Linked DNA regions of Homo sapiens: regions 1 and 2 are each linked to region 3. Evidence: read pairs that join two places in POLR2A ChIA-PET (ENCODE). Cell type or tissue: OCI-LY7. All regions are shown on one strand. Links, peaks and the distances in the headings refer to the core of each region. The heading gives the core; the rest is flanking DNA. Region 1 has its middle 12 kb from the start of DIPK1A. Region 2 overlaps DIPK1A (divergent protein kinase domain 1A). Region 3 has its middle 58 kb from the start of MTF2.

What was found. Peaks named below come from ENCODE experiments on the same cell type or tissue, not always from the same donor. Only the 100,000 strongest peaks of a DNase experiment are listed, where the experiment ranks them.
Region 1: POLR2A ChIA-PET joins it to region 3 with 7 read pairs; 8 of 35 experiments call an interaction of 5 or more read pairs at or near these places.
Region 2: POLR2A ChIA-PET joins it to region 3 with 6 read pairs; 2 of 35 experiments call an interaction of 5 or more read pairs at or near these places.

Annotation. Positions count from the first base shown.
Region 1 is chr1:92,970,738-92,977,041 of GRCh38, reverse strand. It overlaps the pseudogene RN7SL692P. Among named protein-coding and RNA genes, the nearest start is that of DIPK1A, 12 kb to the right of the region's middle. RefSeq lists an enhancer at 3,116-3,305. In OCI-LY7, for the core only: no CTCF peak of the experiment used is centred there; DNase peaks (open chromatin) are centred at 1,711, 2,331, 3,331 and 3,657; H3K4me3 peaks cover 3,437 bases; H3K27ac peaks cover 3,771 bases.
Region 2 is chr1:92,882,775-92,890,474 of GRCh38, reverse strand. The region is part of intron 1 of DIPK1A (divergent protein kinase domain 1A); the gene reads left to right. Among named protein-coding and RNA genes, the nearest start is that of SNORA66, 46 kb to the right of the region's middle. In OCI-LY7, for the core only: no CTCF peak of the experiment used is centred there; no DNase peak of the experiment used is centred there; H3K4me3 peaks cover 158 bases; H3K27ac peaks cover 276 bases.
Region 3 is chr1:93,017,424-93,025,123 of GRCh38, reverse strand. No RefSeq gene overlaps it. Among named protein-coding and RNA genes, the nearest start is that of MTF2, 58 kb to the left of the region's middle. RefSeq lists a silencer at 3,218-3,512. In OCI-LY7, for the core only: CTCF peaks have their summits at 3,157 and 3,377 (motif pointing left); DNase peaks (open chromatin) are centred at 2,533 and 3,343; H3K4me3 peaks cover 2,014 bases; H3K27ac peaks cover 2,037 bases.

The DNA.
Region 1 (6,304 bases), core at 1,294-6,293, 48 kb after region 3:
ACAGAGTGAGACTCTGTCTCAAAATAAAAAAAGAAGAACAACAAAAAAAGAAATACATTACGTTCACCATTGTATAAACTGTAGGATAATTGTTGAGAATGATGGAACACACTACAGAGTTGGGCACAGTGGTATGCACCTGGAATCCCCGCTACTTGGGGAGGCTGAGGTGGGAGAATTGCTTGAACCCAGGAGTTGAAGTCCAGCCTGGGTAACATAGTGAGAATTTGTCTCTAAAAAAAAAAAAACCACCACACACTATTCCAAAATATGGCAACTTGGCATACTGAATATTTTAAGCTGAAGGAATTTGAGAAACAACATGTACAGGAAGGATATTCCGGCCTTCCCTTGAAGCAAGTCATAAGATCCTCATGTGAGAGATGCCCTCCCATACTTGGAGAAAAGGAGCATCCCTATCTCCATTGACACAGGAACACCAAAGGGAATCTGGGTGAACAGGCCATGCCATCTCCCAGTTTATTACATTTAGCTAGCTCATGCTTTTTCATTATCCTTTCACATTTCTCCATGACGCTTTACTCTTCATCAAACGTAGCATAAAAACTCTCAACCGCTTCTTCAGCTCTCATTTCCTTATGAAGTCACCTGTGTCATGTAAAACTTATATTAAATAAATTTGTGTGCTTTTTCTCTTGTTAATCTCTCTTGTTCCACTGGTCCCAGCCAATGAACCTAAGATGGGTAGAAGGAAAATATATTTTTTCTCCCCTACAAGAACATTGTCTACATATCACAATAACACAAGCAAAGCTGGTTTCTGTTTGAAAGTATCTGGTCCTCTTTTATCTTATAGACACTGTGAGTATTGTAATAGCTTTGTTTTTCCCTGGCCACTGGGAAATTCATTTATTTATTTAAATATCTGTAATAAGTTTCCTTTGTACCAGGCATCCAGCTGGGTTCTGCAGATAAAAATGATAAACAGAAATGAACATGGCCTGTGTCCTCATAGAGTTTATTATCTAGAAGTGAAGACAGACATCAATCAAATAATCACATAAATATAGTTACATCTAATTATCAATGATGATGAGTGGGTTGGACTGCAGAGGCATCAGAACTTTTCTTGGAAGTCAGGGAAGACTTCTCTGAATTGAGATCTGCAGGATAATTAGAAGTTTGGTAGAGGATGGGGAGAGGCAAGAAGCATTTTGGGAAGTGGGAACAGCATGTGCATGAGCCACGTGACAGGAGGGTTTATAGGCACTGGAGGAACTGAAAGAAGAGCCCTGTGGCTAAACGCAGAACATTTGAGGGACAGTGGCATTAGCTGAGGGTGGGGCAGAAGACAGGTGCCACTAAACCACTGAACTGTTTTAAATGACTAACCACATGAGCTATGATAAATAACTCAACCTTCCAAAGACTGTTTTCTAGGGTGAAAATCTCTGTTCCTTAAGCACACGGTGATGCTGAACGACCTACTGAGCTACCATTAAAGCTACAAACAAACGGCCAGGCGCGGTGGCTCATGCCTGTAATCCCAGCACTTTGGGAGGCCGAGATGGGCGGATCACGAGTTCAGGAGATCGAGATCATCCTGGCTAACACAGTGAAACCCTGTCTCTACTAAAAATACAAAAAAATTAGCTGGGCATGATGGCGGGCGCCTGTAGTCCCAGCTACTCGGGAGGCTGTGGCAGGAGAATGGCATGCACTCAGGGAGGCGGAGCTTGCAGTGAGCCCATCGCACCACTGCACTCCAGCCTAGCGGAGATCACGCCACTGCACTCCAGCCTGGGCGACAGAGCGAGACTCCCTCTAAAAAAAAAAAAAAAACCTACAAACAAATTTGAGCTAAACTTTCTCTAGGGAACAGCATATTGGAAATTTCCACTTAACTCAGGAGGAAGACTACAGAAAAAGGGCCTTTTGGGAGTTTTCTACATCAGTGGGGTGCAGTGTCAGGCCTGTAGTTCCAGCCACTTGGGAGGAGGGGACAGAGGACAGGAGGATAGCGTGCGTGTAGGGGTTCTGGGATGTAGTGCACTGTGGTCACTGGGTCTCAGCACTGAGTTCGGCATCAGTGTGGTGACCTCCCAGTAGTAGGGGACCACCAGGTTGCCTAAGGAGGAGTGAACTGGCCCAGGTCAGAAACAGAGCAGGTCGAAACTCCCATGCTGATCAGTAGTGGGATTGCACCTGTGAATAGCCACTGCACTCATAGTCAACATAGTCAGAACCTGTCTCCCAAAATAAAATTAAAAAATAAAATAAAAACCAAATTATGGGCTGGGCATGGTGGCTCACACCTGTAATCCTAGCACTTTGGAAGGCCCAGGCAGAAGGATCACTTGAGCCCAGTAGTTTGAGGTTGCACTAGCTATGATTACATCACTGCACTCCAGCCTGGGCAACAAAGCAAGACTTCCTCTCTAATTAAAAAAATAGGCCAGGCGCAGTGGCTCACACCTGTAATCCCAGCACTTTGGGAGGCCGAGGCAGGTGGATCACGAGGTCAGGAGTTCAAGACCAGCCTGGCCAACATGGTGAAACCCTGTCTCTATTCAAAATGCAAAAATTAGCCAGGTGTGGTGGCACGCACCTGTAATCCCAGCTACTTGGGAGGCTGAGAGGCAGGAGAATGGCTTGAACCCGGGAGGCAGAGGTTGTGGTGAGCCAAGACCCTGCCACTGCACTCCAGCCTGGGTGATAGAGCGAGACTCCATCTCAAAAATAAATAAATAAATAAATAAATAAATAAATAAATTAAATAAAAATAAATAAATAATGCACTGTGAAAGAACAGCCTCAGGTGTAAATAGTCCTATGATGGGTAACCTACAGGGAGCACTGTCCGCCCTACCTTCTTAAGGATTTTGTTAACATGCACAGAATACTTACAGAAAATACATAAGGCACTTTCAGATATATTATTTTGTTTAATCTGCACAACGAGGTTGGGATATATTATTTTTTTCTATTTTAGAAATGAGAAAACTAAAGCCAGAGAAATTAGGTATATGACTTATTCAAAGTCATATAGCCAGAAAATCATATAACTGGGATTCAAATTCAGGTAATCTGATCCAAATTCATACAAATCACACCAAAGAGGTCTCAACAAGACTGAATGTGGCCCAGAATTGCCTATGAGACCTTCAGCTCTTCATTTCAGCCCCATGGTGGGGAGGTGGGGACTAGACCCACCAATCCTCATTCATAAACCCAATGTAAAAGAAATCTTATCTTCTAAGAAAATGCCCTCACTTCTGCTATCAACACAGTCAGGTAAGACAGGGGAAGAAAGTAATTTACTTATTAAAGAAACTACCTCAGAAGGTCCTCAGCTTAAAAGAAGGAAGTAAAACAGATAAACCCTTTTGCCTAGAGAGATAAAAGATTCTACACTTCCCCAGATGGCCTTGACAGGGAGTGGGTTCTGTGAAATCCACACTTTATAAAGAGAAGGGAAATGTCACCAGACTTTCATATCTGTAGAACTTTGTTAGAGTCTGTAAAGCGGAAAAATATAACATGGGACCAACTGTCAATACTTCTGTTTTTAAAAAAGAAAACCACCTTTGGAACAAAATGAGACCACACTGGAATAGGACATCTTAGACATGACGAGTTCTAACTTGGTGTGCGATTATTAAGAGGCAACCCCCCAATCCTGCTGAGTCAATGGGCAGAATCTATTTTCAGTTTCCAACTTGTCCTGAGACGCTCTAAGTCTCTTGCCAAGTTGAATCAGTGCAGCATCTGTGGGTACCGATTAAGAACTCTACATTACCTAGGAAGAGAGCAGCAGAGAGTGTCAGGATAAAAGCATCCAAAAGTGAAGAAAATTCGCCAGCTATCTGGTCATGGAGCCAAATCATTTGTTAACCGTAGGAAAAGGAAAGACCTGCTCTGGTCGGTCCAAATTCATATTCCCTGGGCAACTAGGTGTCTTTTTCTACTTCTTCTGACAGTCCCAGGCAGGACACTGTTTAGCCTGAGAATCAAGGTCTCCTTGGAGGCTTCTTTGCACGGGTGCTTGACTTCTGCTGCCCCTACCTCTTGCTGAGACTGTGCTCTTACCTCCTGACCACCCCTTTTACTCACAGGGTCCCTAACCCTGCCTGGCTTGTGGCATGCCTAGTCTCCTAAAGCATTCTCCTTTGGGATTTCTGATCTCTTTTGTTGCTATCTGCATGCCTAGTTTCTGGCATACTCTAAATTCTGCCTGCCTTTGGCTTCTAGGTCACTAATTTGTCCTGCCCTTTGGTTCTTGGGTCTTACTCAACTCCTGTTTTTCCATCTTGCTGGCCCATTGCCTGGCCAAGACCCTACTTGCAGCTTCCTTCACCTATTTGATATTTTTTAACCTGTTTTTGCAAAGCACCATCATCATTCACAGTCCCAGAACTGACATATATTTAGAGCTTGAAGTGGAGTAATCAAGAGGAAATGCCTTTTTGGAAAGAGGAAATGCAGGATTAGAGTGGAGGCAAGTTTAGTCTTCTTTAGAACTGAATCTCAGGAAGGCAATAATGGAGAATATAAGGTGAAAAATACCTGAATTCAAATAGAAATCCTTTTATTGTTGGTAATTTAAGTAACAAAATAGTAATCATCTAAGAATAATTTAAAGTAAGAACCTGAGAGATCATTGCTTTTTTTTTTTTTTTTTGAGACAGTGTCTCACTCTGTCACCCAGGCTGGAATGCAGTGGTGTGATCTTGGCTCACTGCAACCTCTGCCATCTGGGGTTCGAGCGATTCTCCTGCCTTAGCCTCCCGAGTAGCTGGGATTACAGGCGGCTGCCACTGTGCCTGGCTAATTTTTTTTGTATTTTTAGTAGAGACGGGGTTTCACTATCTTGGCCAGACTGGTCTTGAACTCCTGACCTCACCATCCACCCACCTTGGCCTCCCAAAGTGCTGGGTTTACAGGCATGAGCCACCACGCCCAGCCTGATCATTGTTTCTTAATAATATTCTGTGTTTTTTTTTTGAGAGTCTGAGGATGAGGAAGAACAAAAGTTCTGTTTTTCATATCATGAAAATGTAGTTCCTTTGAACTAAATGTTTTTAGCTCATTATCAAATTTTAAATATATTAATTTAGGTTTTTTAATAGGTAGAATAATTTAGAATTCACAGTTATAATAATTTATTTTTAGTATCCCAAATTTGAAACCAGTGTTTAATTTAAATCTAATTGAACTGTGCTATTTTCATAGCGATTCACTGGCTCCTTTTGAAAGGTTTAATTTTAGGTTGTAGGAATTTAAGACAGATAATTCTTAAGGTACCCCTATAGTAATCAGTTCTATAACAACAACATATTTTTCTTATAGATAAATATGTAACTCACTCTTGTCCCTTCAAAAATGAATTATGTGACTCTAGAGTTGTATAGTTGGAATTTTCCTTAGAATCAGAAAAACAAATCCAGTCATTTCTACATTTGCCAAAATAGTAAAATGTTTGTTTTATTTTAAAATGAATAGAGCGAAGTAGCAGAGACAGATAGGGAGTTCGCCTGTGATAGAATTCTGGGCGTGCACCTTCACAGTATGACCTTAGGCAAGTTACCCAACCTTTCCCCGCCTAAGAAAGATTTTTAACCAACTCCAGCCACATACTCTGTGACTTTGAGCTCTTTCTGTGAGTCCTTATTCTTATAACTAGAGATAACTGTGCTGTGCAGGCAACTGGAAATTAAATTTTGCCTTCATACAGGTGGTGGCTATAGACCCTGACAGTCTTTGAACGGACTTCCCAGTTACCACCTCCAACCTGCTGGCCTGAATTTCAGAGTCTCTCCTTCTGAAGTACTTGATTCTGTGTCAGCTTGACTCTATCCAGCTGCTGCCTAATCCAACACTGACAACTGCTTTCACAAACTATAACCTGATAACTGGAACTATTTTGAACGCCTGTTGGCCCTATCAGCATCACCAAGTTCCAGTCCATCCCAGCGGATGTGTTCAATGCTGGTTCTCTTCTCCTCTCTGGTATTAGCAGGCCATACTTGGCCCACTCTGAGATGTCAGATATGTGATTCTGTATTGTATAATCCTACAGCATCAATAAATAGTTAGATTATATTCATTACAGAGTTTCATAAAACAGAGACATGGGTGTCATAGTTCAAAAAGATCTCTATTAATGTAACAACGGTCAACAGTTTTACAAGAGTTGGTGCCTTAAAGGGACTAGTTTTGTTTACTAAGAAAATTAATTTGTGTGGAAAAGCCCATTTCCCTATAACTCAAAAATTAATTTTTACCTAAAGCTTTTTGAGAAGGTTTGTTGAAGATGCTGGCTCTCCATTGATTTGTTCAATAA
Region 2 (7,700 bases), core at 1,594-6,593, 140 kb after region 3:
ATGATAAAGGCCATCTATGACAAACCCACAGCCAACATGATACTGAACAAGGAAAAGCTGAAAGCTATTTCTCTAAGATCTGGAACAAGACCAGGATGCCCACTTTCACCACTTTTATTCAACATAGTACTGGAAGTCCTAGCTAGAGCAATTAAGCAAGAGAAAGAAAGAAAGGGCATTCGAGTTAGAAAGGAGTCAGTTACATTGTCCCTGTTTGCAAAAGACATAATCTTATATATAGAAAACTCTAAAAGCTCTACCAAAAAACTCTTAGAACTAATCAATGAATTCAGTAAAGTTGCAGAATACAAAATCAATATACAAAAATCAGTAGTATTTCTATATATCAACAATGAACTAGCAGAAAAAGAAATTAAGAAAGAAATCCCATTTACAATAACTACAATAAATAAATAAATACATAAAACCTAGGAATAAATTTAAGGAGATGAAAGATCTCTACAAGGAAAACTATAAAACACTGATGAAAGAAATTGAAGAGGACACACAAAAAAATGGAAAGACAGCTGGGCATGGTGGCTCACGCCTGTAATCTCAGCACTTTGGGAGGCCAAGGCAGGCACATTGCTTGAGCTCAGTAGTTCAAGACCAGCCTGGGCAACATGGCAAAACCCTGTCTCCACCAAAAATACAAAATAATTAGCTGAGCATGGTGGAACATGTCTGTAGTCTCAGCTATTTGGGAGGCTGAGGTGGGAGGATTGCTTGAGCCCAGGAGACAGAGGCTGCAGTGGGTCGAGATTACATCACTGCACTCCAGCCTGTGTGACAGAGTGATACCCTGTCAATTGTTGATTTAAAAAAAAAAAGGAAAGATATCTCATGTTAATGGATTGGAAGAATGAATATTGTTAACTTGACCATACTACCAAAAGCAATCTACAGATTCTGTGCAATCCCTATCAAAATACCAATGACATTATTCACTGAAATATAAAAAAGCAATCCTAAAACTAATATAGAACTATAAGAGACCCTGAATAGCCAAAGTAATCCTGAGAAAAAAGAACAAAGCTTTAGGCATCACACTACCAGATTTCGAAATATACTACAAAGCTATAATAACAAAAACAGCATGGTACTAGCCATAAAAACAGACCAATAAACCAGTGGTACAGAACCCAGAACCCAGAAATAAACAGCTATCTGATATTTGATGAAGGTGCCAGGAACATTTATTGGGAAACGGACTATCTCTTCAGTAAGTAGTGTTGGAAAAACTGGATAGCCATATGGAGAAATGTGAAAACAGACCTCTATCTTTCACCATATTAAAAGTCAACTCAAAATGGATTAAAGACTTGAATAGAAGGCATGAAATTATGAAACTATTAGTAAAAAGCCTAGGGGAAACACTTTATGACAGTAGTTTGGGCAAAGATCTTATGGAGAAGACCTCAAAAGCACAGGCAAAATAGACAAATGGGATTATATCAAACAAAAAAGCTTCTGCACAGCAAAGGAAAAAAATCAACAGAGTGAAGAGACAACGTGCAGAATGAGAGAAAATATTTGCAAACTATTCATCTAACAAGGAATTAATATCCAGAATATACAAAGAGCTCAACAGCAAACCAACAACAATAACACATAATTCTATTTAAAACTGGGCAAATGAGCTGAATGGACACATCTTTCAAAAGAAGACAGGTACATGAAAAAATGCTTAACATCACTAATCATCAGGGAAATGCAAATAAAATCCACAATGAGATATCTAAACCCAGTTATAATGGCTATTTTCAAAAAGACAAAAAATAAATGATGGTGAGGATGTGGAGAAGTAGGAACTCTCTTACACTGTTTGTGGAAATGTAAATTAGTGTAGCCATTATGGAACTCAACATGGAGGTTCCTCAAAACACTGCAAATGAAACTGCCATATGATCCAGAAATTCCACTACTGGGCATATATTCCAAGGAAAGGTAATCAGTATGTTGAAGAAGTATCTGTACTCTTATATTTATTGTAGCACTATTCACAATAGCCAAGATATGGAATAAACCTAAGTGTTCATCAACAGATGAATAAAGAAAATGTGATATATATACATAATGGAATACTATCTAGCTATAAAAAGCAATGAAATTTTGCCATTCACAGCCACATGGATGAGCTTGGGGGACATTATATTAAGTGAAATAAGCCAGGTACAAAAAGGTAAATGCTGCATGATCTTACTCACATGTGAAAGTTTAAAAAGTTGAGCTTATAGAAGTAGAGAGTAGAAGAGCGGTTACTAGAGGTGGGGAAGGGTAAGGGGAGGAGGGCAATAACCAAGGATTGGTTAACAGATAACAAAAGCACAGCTAGATAGGAGAAGTAAGTTCAAGTGTTCTATAGTAATATAGGGTGACTATAATTAACAATTCATTGTATATTTTCCAATAGTAGAGGAGAGGATTTTGAATGTTCCAAATACAAAGAAATGATCAACGTTTGAGGTGATGGGTAAAAAAAGAATAGTGTTCCATACTAGATTATTATTTAATAAATTCTTACCTAATTTAAAAAAAAACTCAGGTAACTATTTATGTATTTAATGCAATAGGCAGTAGAGTAGAGTGAGTGCAGGCTCTGAAGCCAGACTGCCTCCATTCAAAGCCTGCTTCTCCTAGTTATGACTAGTATGGCCTTGCTTATCCTCTGTATGTTCTCAGTTTTCCCATCTGTAAAATGACGAATAGTCCCCTACTTATAGAATTCTTGTAAAGGGATAATAGTAGTCCCCTCCAGTATCAGTTAGTTACCCCAGCAACGCTGCATAATAAATTTCCCCAAAACTTAGTGACATACCATAAGCATTTATTTCTCAATCACACATCTACAGGTCAGCTGGAGTTCCACTATTCTAGGCTTGGCTTGACTTCAGGACATCATTTTGGTTCAAGGGGCTACAGTATCATTTATTTTTGTGTGTATCAGTAGACTAGTAGGGATCTGTTTTACTGGCAGTATCTGACATGAAAGAGAGCAAGTCCAGTTGCATAGTTTTCTTTTTCTTTCCTTTTCTTTGCTTTTGTTTTTGAGACAGGGTCTCCCTCTGTCACCCAGGCTAGAGTACAGTGGTGTGATCATAGCTCACTGCTGCCATGACATCCCAGTCTCAATCAATACTCTCACCTCAGCCTCCCAGGTAGCTAGGATTACAGACACATGCCACTATGCCTAGCTAATTTTTTTTTTTTTTTTTTTTTTAGTAGAGATGGGGTCTTCCTATGTTTCTCTAGTTGGTCTCAAACTCCTGGGCTCAAGTGATCCTCCTGCTTGGCCTCCTAAAGTGCTGGAATTACAGGTGTGAGCCACTACACCTGGCCCAATTGCATACTTTTATTTGCATCTAATGTTTGCACTTAGCAAACATTGACTAAAGCAAGTCACATGGCTGAGCCCAACACCAATGAGGCAGGGAAGGTGAGGCGGTGGGAGAGAATGAGTATTTGCTGAACAGTCCAGAGGTCAGCAAACTATTTCGGTAAAGAGCCAGATAGTAAATATTTTTTGCTTTGTTGGCCATATTGTCTCTGTTACAACCACTGAACTCTGCCATTATAGCATGAAAGCAGCCTTAGATAATAATGTATCGACAACTAGAGTAACTGTGTTCCAATAAGCTATATTTATAAAACCAAGCAGCAGACTGGATTTGGCTCATGGGTCATAGTTTTCCAACTCCTGACTAATTTACCACATCAGCTCATAGAGTTTTTATGAGGATTAAGTATATTAATATATAGAAAGTGCTTTTAACATTCCTCTACAGAGTAGCACTAATAAATATTGGCTTTCATTAATATTGTTTGTTATCACTATCCAATATTATAGCACAATATTGGAAATAATAAAAATGTTCAACAATACAGATAGGGTTAGATAAGTTATGGCACACCTGTGCTGTAAAATGTTATACATCCATTTAAATACCAAAAAAAAAATTGATATTTAAGTGGATGTATAACATTTTACAGTATGGGTACAGTGGCTCACGCATATAATCCTGGCACTTTGGGAGGCTGAGGCAGGCCAATTGCTTGAGCCCAGGAATTGGAGACCACCCTGGGTAACATAGTGACACCCTGTCTTTATTTAAAAAGAAAATTTTTTTAATATCAATTTTTTTTTTAGACAGGGTCATGCTCTGTCGCCCAAGCTGGAGTACAGTAGCACATCATCACTTACTGCAGCCTCAATCTCCCCAGCTCAAGCAATCCTCCTGCCTCAGCCTTCCAAGTACCTGGGACTACAGGTGCAAGCCACCGTGCCTGGGTAATTTTTTATTTTTTGTAGAGACAGGGTCTCACTGTGTTATCCAGGCTGGTCTCGAACTCCTGGACTCAAGCAATCCACCCACCTTGGCCTCCCAAAGTGCTGGGATTACAGGCATGAGCCTCTGTGCCCAGTCTTAAATATCAATTTTTTGAAGATATATCAACACTATATAATGGCATAAGAACATGTTTATGTTAAATGAGAAAAAGAGATAAGTAATATGTATCATATGACCCCAACTTTATTTTTCTTAAAATATAATACATTTTAAACATGGAAAACAGCTAGGAAAGGAATATGTCAAACGGTATCATTTAGTTTTTTAATATAATTCTTTATTGTCCATTTTTTCTCCACTGGGCATAACAATCTGGCATTATTTCAATAAGAAGGATGGAATCTGACTGAGTTCACTGAAAACTCTTCTAGCTCTAATGTATTTATCATTTTATATTCCACTTATGTTTTAATTGCTTAACAAACTAAGTATTTACCTTCAGAGATGGCTGATTAGAATGGATTAGATGGGACTGGGCACGGTAGCTCATGCCTATAATCCCAGAACTTTGGGAGGCCGAGGTGGGCGGATCACCTGAGGTCAGCAGTTAGAGACCAACCTGGCCAACATGGCAAAACCCCATCTCTACTAAAAATACAAAAATTAGCTGGGTGTGGTGGTGCACACCTGTAATCCCAGCTACTTGGGAGACTGAGGTAGGAGAATCACTTGAACCTAGGAGGCGGAGGTTGCAGTGAACTGAGACTCCAGCCTGGGAGACAGAGTGAGACTCCTTCCAAAAAAAAAATGAATTAGATAGTCACTTTCCAATTTTTGTTGTTGTTGTTGTTAAAGAAATGTTGTTCTGTTCTGGGACTCCTGGAAATCTATGTCAGAGTACCAACCAATGGGAATAGCATCTCCTCACTGATTCTCAGGCTGTATCAACAGTAGCTCCTTTGGGACCACATTCCCTGAGCAACCACAGTCCTTTCAGTGATAACAAAGGCAGAATACTGACACTTGGAGGTGAACAACCTCTTCCACCCCTCCCTGGTCTCTTCAGTATTTGGACATATACCTCTGCTTTTTTTATGTATCAAGGGGAGATTATGTTTCAATATTTAATTACCATGTGTCTAGGAGTCACATGAATAAAGACTGGAAAGGAAGCTTCAGAAACCCGTAGCCTCTTTCACCAATCTCACAGAATATTAGCAATTAAAGTTAATTATTTTTTAAAACCCTTTACAGTAATAAAGTTTTATCTAAATTATAATCAGCCCCTGGATACTCCAAGAGTCTAAGCTGTGTTGAAAATTGTTATATTAATAAGCTTGTAAGTCCTTAGAAGTAACTACTCCAAGTAAATTTTGCCCTAAAATATGCTTTAGAATCTGAAGTATAAAAGGACCATGCATTCTCATCTCCAAGTTTAGGTAAAACAGAGTTAAACTTTATTTTTAGTAATTGAATCATTAGTGAGTTTAAGTGCCAATTAGGATTCCCATCAAAGATTTGTGTATGGCTATTGTATGTTTTAGTAAGCACTAGATCCAATGTGGCATGTTAGGCCTAATCAAAGGGAGAAATGGACACCTGATTTGCCCATTAATCTTAACTGAATCTTCAGTTAAGATTCTGATGCTGGAATCTTAACTGAAATAATAAGGTAATATGAATTCTATTATATCCATATCTCAAGGAGTTGTTTTTTTTTGTTTGTTTGTTTTAAGACAGGGTCTTGCTCTGTCACCTAGGTTAGAGTGCAGTGGTGTGAACATGGCTCACTGTAGCCTTGAACTCCTGGGCTTAAGCAATCCTCCTACCTCAGCCTCCTGTGTAGCTGGGATCACAGGCACGTGCCATCACACCCAGCTAATTTTTTATTTTTTATTTTTTGTAGAGATGGGGTCCCACTTTGTTGCCTGGGCTGGTCTCAAACTCCTGAGCTCAAGCAATCCTCAGCCTCCCAAAGTGCTGGGATTATAGGTGTGAGCCACCGCTCTTAATATCATGAACAATTTCTAATACTTTGGAGTTCTTTATCATGGAACTTTGTGTACACAGCAAAAGATTTGCTGATAGTTATTGAGCCCATCATATGGAATGAGAACTGTTTTCAGTCAACTTAGGCATAAATACATGTGACTACAAATACTATTAATGGATTCTAATAGCAACTTCCAGTTCTCCTCTAAGGCAGAAGGAAGAACCCTTAATTAGAATGGCTAAGAAAGCTGTCTATTCTGGTTGAGATGTCCCCAGTGCTTTTCTCCTTACCCCTAGACCCTGCTTTGCTGATCCTCTTCTGGGGTGGTAGCTAGTCTCCAAAGAAGACCCCTCAGTGAGCCATGCCTACTAGTAGTCATGCCCTTATGTGGTCCTCTCCTATATTAATTCTGAGCTGGCCATTTCTAACCAAAAGAATTCTACAGAAATGATGCAGCCTCCCCTTTGCTGTCTTGGAACACTCACTCTGAGCAAAGTCAGCCATCATGTAAGAAGTTCAATTACCTTGACACCACCAAACTTTGAAGAATCCCAGCTAGCCACATAAAGCTGTTCCAGCCACCTAAGTTGAGAGGTTGGACATGTGAATGAAGAAGCCATCTGTCTGCCCATCCAACCCACATAGTCCTTCAGATGGCTCCAGTCTTGATCACAAATGCATGAGAACCTTAAAGAGCTTAGCTTAGTCATCATCCCTCAGAACCATGAGAGACAAATAGATAGTTATTTTAAGCCTCCAAGTTTTTAGATGGTTTGTTATACAGCAATAGAAAATCAAAACACTTAGTTTTTTTACTTATCCTTGTCCTTCTGCACTGGGATGTTGAAGATCCCTATGATGAGTTCTTTTTACCTGCAATTGCAAATGCCAACATTCCTTTTATATATAGATTGCTAGTAGAGGTTGCATCTTCCTCCTATATGCTCTGTAAGATACTGGCTGTCTAATTGTTAATTAAAAGCCATCTGCATGCCTGCTTTTTTAACCCTAGAGATGCCTTTTATGTTTTCTTAGCCTTGAAGCTCTTTCAATATGTGCCTGGCCTGTGTTCTCTAAAGCAGCAGCAGCAAGGGAAAGGATTATAGTCTTCAGCTTTTGCCAGGAGAAGTCACTTCCTCAGTGGCTAAGACCTAGAATTGCACCCACCCCAGGGCATGTCTGTGACACTTCCTGTGTAAAATCTTTAGACTTCCTCCTGGCACAACCGAGTTAGAGCCAAAGCTGTTTAACATTCTAAGCCTAATATCACATCAGCATGTGGTTGAATTATATGTTTCCAAAGTCTCTTTCAAACATTCTAAGTCTGTGATTTTCAGGAACATTGTATATAATATGTGGGATACACAGAGTGTCTCCTGCGGTGACTGGCACAGAATGCAGCTCCATATTATGTGGAT
Region 3 (7,700 bases), core at 1,168-6,167:
TGTGGTTATTTCTGTGTTTCTGTCTCTCCTACTTGACCATGGAAGCTCCTTGAGGTCCAGGAACAGTCTTATTCATCTTTGTTTCATTGTTGGTTGAATGAGATCATGAATGCATGGGAGCCTGAGAATGTGTTTTAGGATCTTGTCTATTCTAAGGTAAGAAGGTTAAGGAGCCAAAGAAACTATAGCAGCCCTAAAAAACTCTTCAAACTTGTAAAAACATTCCATTTTTAAATTAGTAGAACAAGGGCGAGCTCAGTGGCTCACTCCTGTAATTCCCAGCACTTTGGGAGGCCGAAGCAGGTGGATCATTTGAGGTCAGGAGTTTGAGACCAGCCTGGCCAATATGGTGAAACCCTGTCTCTACTAAAAATACAAAAATTAGCCGGGCATGGTGGTGGGCGCCTGTAGTCCCAGCTACTTGGGAGGCTGAGACAGAAGAATTGCTTGAACCCGGGAGGCGGAGGTTGCAGTGAGCCAAGATCGTGCCACTGCACTCTATCCTGGGCAACAGAGCGAGACTCTGTCTCAAAAAATAAATAAATAAAATTAGTAGAACAAATAAGGCTTCCTGAGGTGATGTATGCCCCTCGGTTTATCAGAAGTTACTTAATCTGCTACCTTAAAAAACTCAGAAAGCAGGCTAGGCACAGTGGCACACACTTGTAATCACCTGAGGCCAGGAGTTTGTGACCAGCCTGGCCAGCATGGCAAAACTTCGTCTCTACTAAAAACACAAAAATTAGCCAGGCATGGTGGTGACGCCTATAATCTCAGCTACTCGGGAGGCTGAGGCACGAGGATCACTTGAACCCAAGAGGCGGAGATTGCAGTGAGCCCAGATTGTGACACTGCACTCCAGCCTGGGTGACAGAGTGAGTGTCTCAAAAAAAAAAAAGTAAAACAAAAACACCCAACAACTCAAAAAGTGACAGATCTGGAAGGGTGGATTTTGATATGAAAAAGAGGAGTAGAAAGTATAGGTCAGACCAAGTTTAATCCAAATCCCCTGATCTTTTTCCTCTTCAACAATTATCGGTGCCTTATTACTGAGAATTTAAAACATCTACTTAACTAAGAAGTTGGTCAATGATGGGAAGCTGGAAGATCAGTATGTCAGAAACTCCCTGTTTTTTTCTCTTTTGCCCTTGTGGCAACCCTTAAGGAGGATCCTGGGAACATGGTAAAAGTCACTGCTTTAATAAATTCTATAAATACCATGCACATAAATAGAAGCTTCTAAGTCTTCAACAACCATTGTTTTTAGCACACACACACACACACACACACACACACACACAAAGATTATGAGATAAATACACATTGGCCTTCAAGGTCAGATTCTCTTGTAACAATCCCAAGCTATTAACTGGGAGAGTAATTAACTTGTAATTTAAGCACATTTTAAATAGCTTAACAAATCTTTGTCCAGTGAAGCATTCCTAGAGGAGATGCCATACCTCTAGATTAATCTTAAATGTTCTCAGCTGTATGTGCAATCTGAAGTTTGCTCCAAATTACCAAATCCAGGTTCTACTTTTCACCATTCCATCGATTTTCTTCAGTTTGTATGCAGATTTCTGCCAAGCCGGTGGTCTGTAGCTTGCAATTGACAACACCTACCAGCTGTTAAATTTACACATCGCTCCAATTTAAATGCTTAATTGCTCTCAGTGCACTCAATTTACAGCTCATAAACCCCTCTCAGATGGCCCCTAAACCTCTGCCAATAATAGATTCTAAAGTTAAATGAACCATAGTGTCCCTTGGTAGAAAATTAAATATCAGAATAATCTTATACTTTTGGAATGTTTATAATTATTTGTTGGAAAAAATTAACATCTGAGGGTTTTCTTTTTTATTTTATTTTTATTTTTTATTTTTTGAGACAGGGTCTTGCTCTCTCAGCCAGGCTAGAGTGCAGTGGCACAACCATTGCTCACTGCAGCCTCAACCTCCAGGGCTCAAGCAATCCTCCTGCCTCAGCCTCCCAAATAGCTGGGACTACAGATGTGTGCCACCACACCTGGCTAATTTTTTACTTTTTTGTAGAGACAGGGTCTCACTATGTTGCCCAGGCTGGCCTTGAACTCCTGGGCTCAAGTGATCCTCCCACCTCAGCTTCCCAAAGTACTGGAATTACAGGTGTGAGCCACCTTGCCCAGCCATAGGGTTTTCTTTAAGTTAGCCTTGGAGAGAAATAAAAGTTTCAACAACTGTCATATCTTCTACCAGTCTCTTAGCATACTTGTCTTTGAAACTGGAACAGAAGGTTGTTACCTGCCCTTATATTTGTATAGTGTCCTGGATGACAGGGAGGATAAAGGAAATATTAAATATTTTATGGACAATGACTATATCATTACACACTATCGCAATGTCAATGGCATCTAAGATAAAGAATACAAGTACTGTAAGTGTGGTATTCTGGTGGGAGAATCTGTGAAGGCTCTTCTACTGTCTGCCTGCCCCCTTACCTGGGAAAGTGAATGTTGAGTTTGAAAGAGCTCATCTCATTCAACTCCCTCTTTTTATACATGAGGACACTGAGTCCCAGAAAGCTCAAGTGGATTGCTCAGCCAGTGAGTGAGGCAGGGCAGGACCGGGATCTCAAGTCATGGCCTCTTCAGACAGCATCTTAACCACTTGATCTACCCCAGTTTGTTGCCATCAGCATCAGAAAGGAGAAAAGGCAGAATTCAAGTAAGTCTTTCTTAAACCTGTACAAGATACAGAAATAAATTTTTATTCAACCAATGATGCATACCCAGGTACTTCCTGCTTTAAGCCGAACCGTATATGAAAATAGAGATTTACACGAGGCTAAATTACAGAGTTCTTCTTGATCTAATTAAAAAGGATTCATTATTGGATTCCCTTAAATATCTAGCACCTCTAGTGAATTTTTAAGTTCACTTATGCCAGCCCCAAAACACGTTTATTATGTAAATTAAGGTATTTATGCATTTTAACTGATTAGCAAGTGTTTATAAAGTACCTAACACTATGCTAGGTGCTATACAATTTTTAAAAATAATAAGTTTAATATAAGCCATGTTCCCTGCTAACAAAAACTTTACATGTTAGTGTGGGCACAAGACAAATGAAACAACTTGAAAACAAAACAGTATATAATGAAGTGTTAAATTGTATAATATGGAAGGCCATGTATAATAAAGGTGAAAAAAAAGACAAGTGAAACACTTTACGAAATTCAAACACCTCTGAACTCATTTCATTTGTGTGTTTTTCTTTTTATTCATGGGCTAGCAAACGGAAACAGGTTAATGGCAATGTAGATGAGAAACTGTCCTTTACTCCCTTTGAAATACGGTCATTAGACAGATTTGTAAGTTTTGACACCTCCTAGTGGCAAGTCATAGTAACTGTCTGTCTGCACTTAATGTTCTGTAACAATTTTTGATGCCAAAAAACGGTGAAGAAAACTTTAATTTAAATTGACTTTTCAAAGTTTTCTTTGAATAAGAGAGGCTGAGTAGTGTAGTGGTCAAGCACATAATCTCTGAGCTAGACTGCCTCAATCCAAACATCAGCTTTGCCACTTACTAGCTATTTGAGCTTGGGCAAATGTTCTCTGTCTGCAAAGTGGGAATAATAGTAGTACTTTCTTTATGACATTATAATGAGGATTAACTGAGAGAATACTTGAAAAGCAATTAGAATAGTGCATCTCACATAGTAAGCATAATATAAATGTTTGCTAAGTAAATTAGAACAAATCACAATAAAGATCATTCTTATATTTAGGTTATACTGATTATAATTTACACTTTTGCTAACTTGGGGAAATTATTTAACTTCTCTGGGCCTTGGGTCATTTACTGATGAGCAATTGGCCGGGTGCTGTGGCTCACGCCTGTAATCCTACCTAGCACCTTGGGAGGCCGAGGTGGGAGAATCTCTTGAGCCCAGGGGTTTGCCACCAGCCTGGGCAACATGGTGAAACTCTATCTCTACGAAAAAAAGTACTAAAATTAGCCAGGTTTGGTAGTGTGCACCTCTAGTCCCAGCTACCCTGGAGGCTGAGGTGGAAGGATGGCTTGAGCCCAGGAGGCAGAGGTAGAAATGAGCTGAGATTGCAACACTGCACTGCAGCCTGGGTGACAGAGCCAGACTCTGTTTCAAAGTAATAATAATAATAATAACAATAATAACAACTATGTGTCAGTAAATTTTTAAAAAATAGATTTTCTTTTCTTTTTATTAAAAAAAATTTTTTATAGAGATAGGGTCTCACCGTGTTGACCATGCTGGTCTCGACTCTTGGCCTCAAGCAGTCCTCCCACCTCAGCCTCCCAAAGTGCTGGGATTACAGGTGTGTGCCACCATGCCTGGTCAGATTTTATTTTCTAGAACGGTTTTAGATTTACAGAAAAATTGAGCTTTGAGGAGTACTGGTCAAGTGTCTTGGAGCATGTTCTCCAATTGGAATTTGATGTTTTTCTTGTCTTAGATTGGGGTTATGAGGCCACAGGAGGAAGATCATAGAGGCAAAGTGCCATTTTCATCACATCGTATCCCTGGATATACAGTCATCATGATTTATGACACTGGCTGAAGTGGTTTTTGCCAAGTTTCTCCACTGTAAAGTTACTCTTTTTCCTCTCTTTCCATAATCTTTGGAGGGAAGTCACCATGTGCTGCCCACACATAAGAAGTGGATGTATGCTCCCTTTTTGGAGGGTGGCAGAGTATCTACATAAATCACTTGCAATTCTTCTGTATGGACAATTTGTCTCTTCCTCCCACTTATTAATTTATTCAATTATGTATTTATAACATTGTTAACTCATGCATACTTGTTTTATACTTTAGGTTATAATTCAGTATTACTTTTATTTTATTTTTTTTTGCTCAAATTGTTTCCCCTTTGGTCACCGGGAACTCTTTCAGTTGGCTCTTATGCCCCTTTGACATAATCCAACAACATGATTTTTTTTTTCTAGCACTTCCTTACTTTTCGGCACTGCAACATGCTCCAGGTACATCTTGTGTCTTTCCTTCCCCAGTTCTAGAATCAGTCATGTCTCCAAAAAAACCCTTAGTTCCTTTTGTTAGATAATGGTATTAGGAACCGAGATCTGGATGGTAGGTGTCTGTGTACTAGAGAATATGCTAGGTCTTTTAGGACTTCTCTGCTAACAGATCAAATAAATAATTGTGTGGATACTAACCAGTGTATATACATCTATCTATAAATATTTTTATATAGGTCGGGTGCAGTGGCTCATGCCCAGAATTCCAGCTACTGAGAAGGTTGAGGCGGGAAGATCTCTTGAGGTCAGGAGTTTGAGACCAGCCTGGGCAACATAGAGAGACTCAACTCTAAAAAATTAAAAATAATTTACCTGGATGTAGTGGTGCATGCCTGTAGTCCCAGCTGTTCAACAGGCTAAGGTGAGAGCATTGCTTGAGCCCAAGAGTTCAAGGCTGCAGTGAGCTATGATCACACCATTGCGCTCCAGCCTGGGCAATAGAACAAGACCCTGTCTCTTAAAAAAACAATCTATATCCAAATTAAACTAAATATGAGTTCTTACTGATGTGTCTAACTTTAATCCATTAATATATGGATCATTCTAGCTTTTTCTCCTTGCTTATCTGTAAATTCCCACTCCAGCAGTGAGAAACCTGGTTCCTACAATCTGCCATCTATTTACTCAATCATTTAGTTCCAGTACACATGTGTAGCAGTATCAGAATTGTTAACCCATGCCCCCAAATGAAACAACTTTATCAACTAAAGCAGCATTATTTTTTTAATTTGTTTTTATTTCAGTAGCTTTAGAGGTAAAAGTGGTTTTTGGTTACATAGATACATTGTACAGTGGTGAAATCTGGGCTTTTAGTATATCTGTGTGTAGTGTACCCAACAGGTAATTTTTTCTCCCCACCCTCCTTCCACCATCCCTCGCTTCTGAGTCTCCAGTGTCCATTATACCAGTCTATATGCCTTTGCACATCCATAGCTTAGCTTCCACTTATAAGTGAGAACATATGGTATTTGGTTTTCTATTTTTTAGTCACTTCACTTAGAATAACGGCCTTCAGTTCCATCCAAGTTGCTGCAAAATACATTATCTTGTTCTTTTTATGGCTGAGTAGTATTTCATGGTATATGTATATCACATTTTCTTTATCCACTCATCTGTTGATGGGCACTTAGGTTGATTTCATATCTTTGTAATTGTGAATTGTTCTGCAATAAACATATGAGTGCGAGTGTCTTTTTTTGTTTGTTTGTTTGAAACAGAATCTTGCTCTGTCACCCGGGCTGGAGTAGAGTGGTGTGATCTCAGCTCACTGCAACCTCCACCTCCTGGGTTCAAGCGATTCTCCTGCCTCACTCAGACTCCCAAGTAGCTGGGATCACAGGCGTGTACCACCACACCCAGCTGAATTTTGTATTTTTGGTGGAGATGGGGTTTCACCATATTGGCCAGGCTAGTCTCAAACTCCTGACCTCAGGTGATCTGCCTGCCTCGGCCTCCCAAAGTGCTGGGATTACAGGTGTAAGCCACCGCACCTAGCCACATGTCTTTTTTTATATAATGACTTCTTTTCCTTTGGGTAGATACCTAGTAGTAGGATTACTGGATCGAATGGTAGATTTACTTTTAGTTCTTTGAGAAATCTCCACACTTTTTTCCATAGAAGTTGTACTAATTTATATTCCCGCCAACAGTGTACAAGCATTCCCTTTTCACCACTTCTGCACCAACCTCTATTGTTTTTTGACTTTTTCAAATGGCCATTCTGACTGGGGTAAGGTGGTATCTCATTGTGGTTTTAATTTGCATTTGCCTGATATTAGTGATGTTGAGTATTTTTCATGTTTTTTGGCCATTTGTATATCTTTTTTTGAGAAATGTCTATTCATATCATTTGCCCAGTTTTTAATGGGATTATTTGTTTTATTTTTGCTGATTAGTTTGGGTTCCTTATAGATTTTGGATATTAGTCCTTTGTCAGATGTATAGTTTGCAAACATTTTCTCTCATTCTAAAGGTTGTCTGTTTACTCTGTTGATTATTTATTTTGCTATACAGAAGCTTTGTAGTTTAAGTCCTGTTTATTTATTTTTGTTTTTATTGCATTTTTAAAGAAGTGTTCTTACGTGCTTTTAGTGTGCGATTTCTTTTGCCTTTAGTCTTACATATTCCACTCATTTCCAAAGTAACTTTAGGTCAGTATGTGTTCCCCCTACTTCCTTCAGTGAGGTTGTTTCATACATTTTTAATACAGTTAGATTTTACTGCCATTGTCTGCCTCCCTTCCTGGAACTCTCCTACCTCCTAAATGACTTTACTTAATCTGCATACATTATGGTTCACTCTTTGTGTTCTATCTGTGGGTTTTGATGAATGCATAATGTCATGTATCCACCATTACAGTATCATACCGAATAGTTTCACCTCCCTAAATATCTCCTGTGCTTCACCTTCATAATGAACCCCCATTTTCAACCCCTGGCAATTGCTGGAGATTTATTGTCTCTATAGTTTTGCCTTTTCCAGAATGTCATATAATTGGAATTGTGCAATGTATAGCCATTTCAGACTGGGTGCTTTCACTTAGAAATATGCATTTAAGTTTCCTCCATGCCATTTCATGGCTTGATAGCTTTTTTTTTTTTTTTTTGACAGAGTCTCACTCTGTCACCCAGGCTGGAGTGCAGT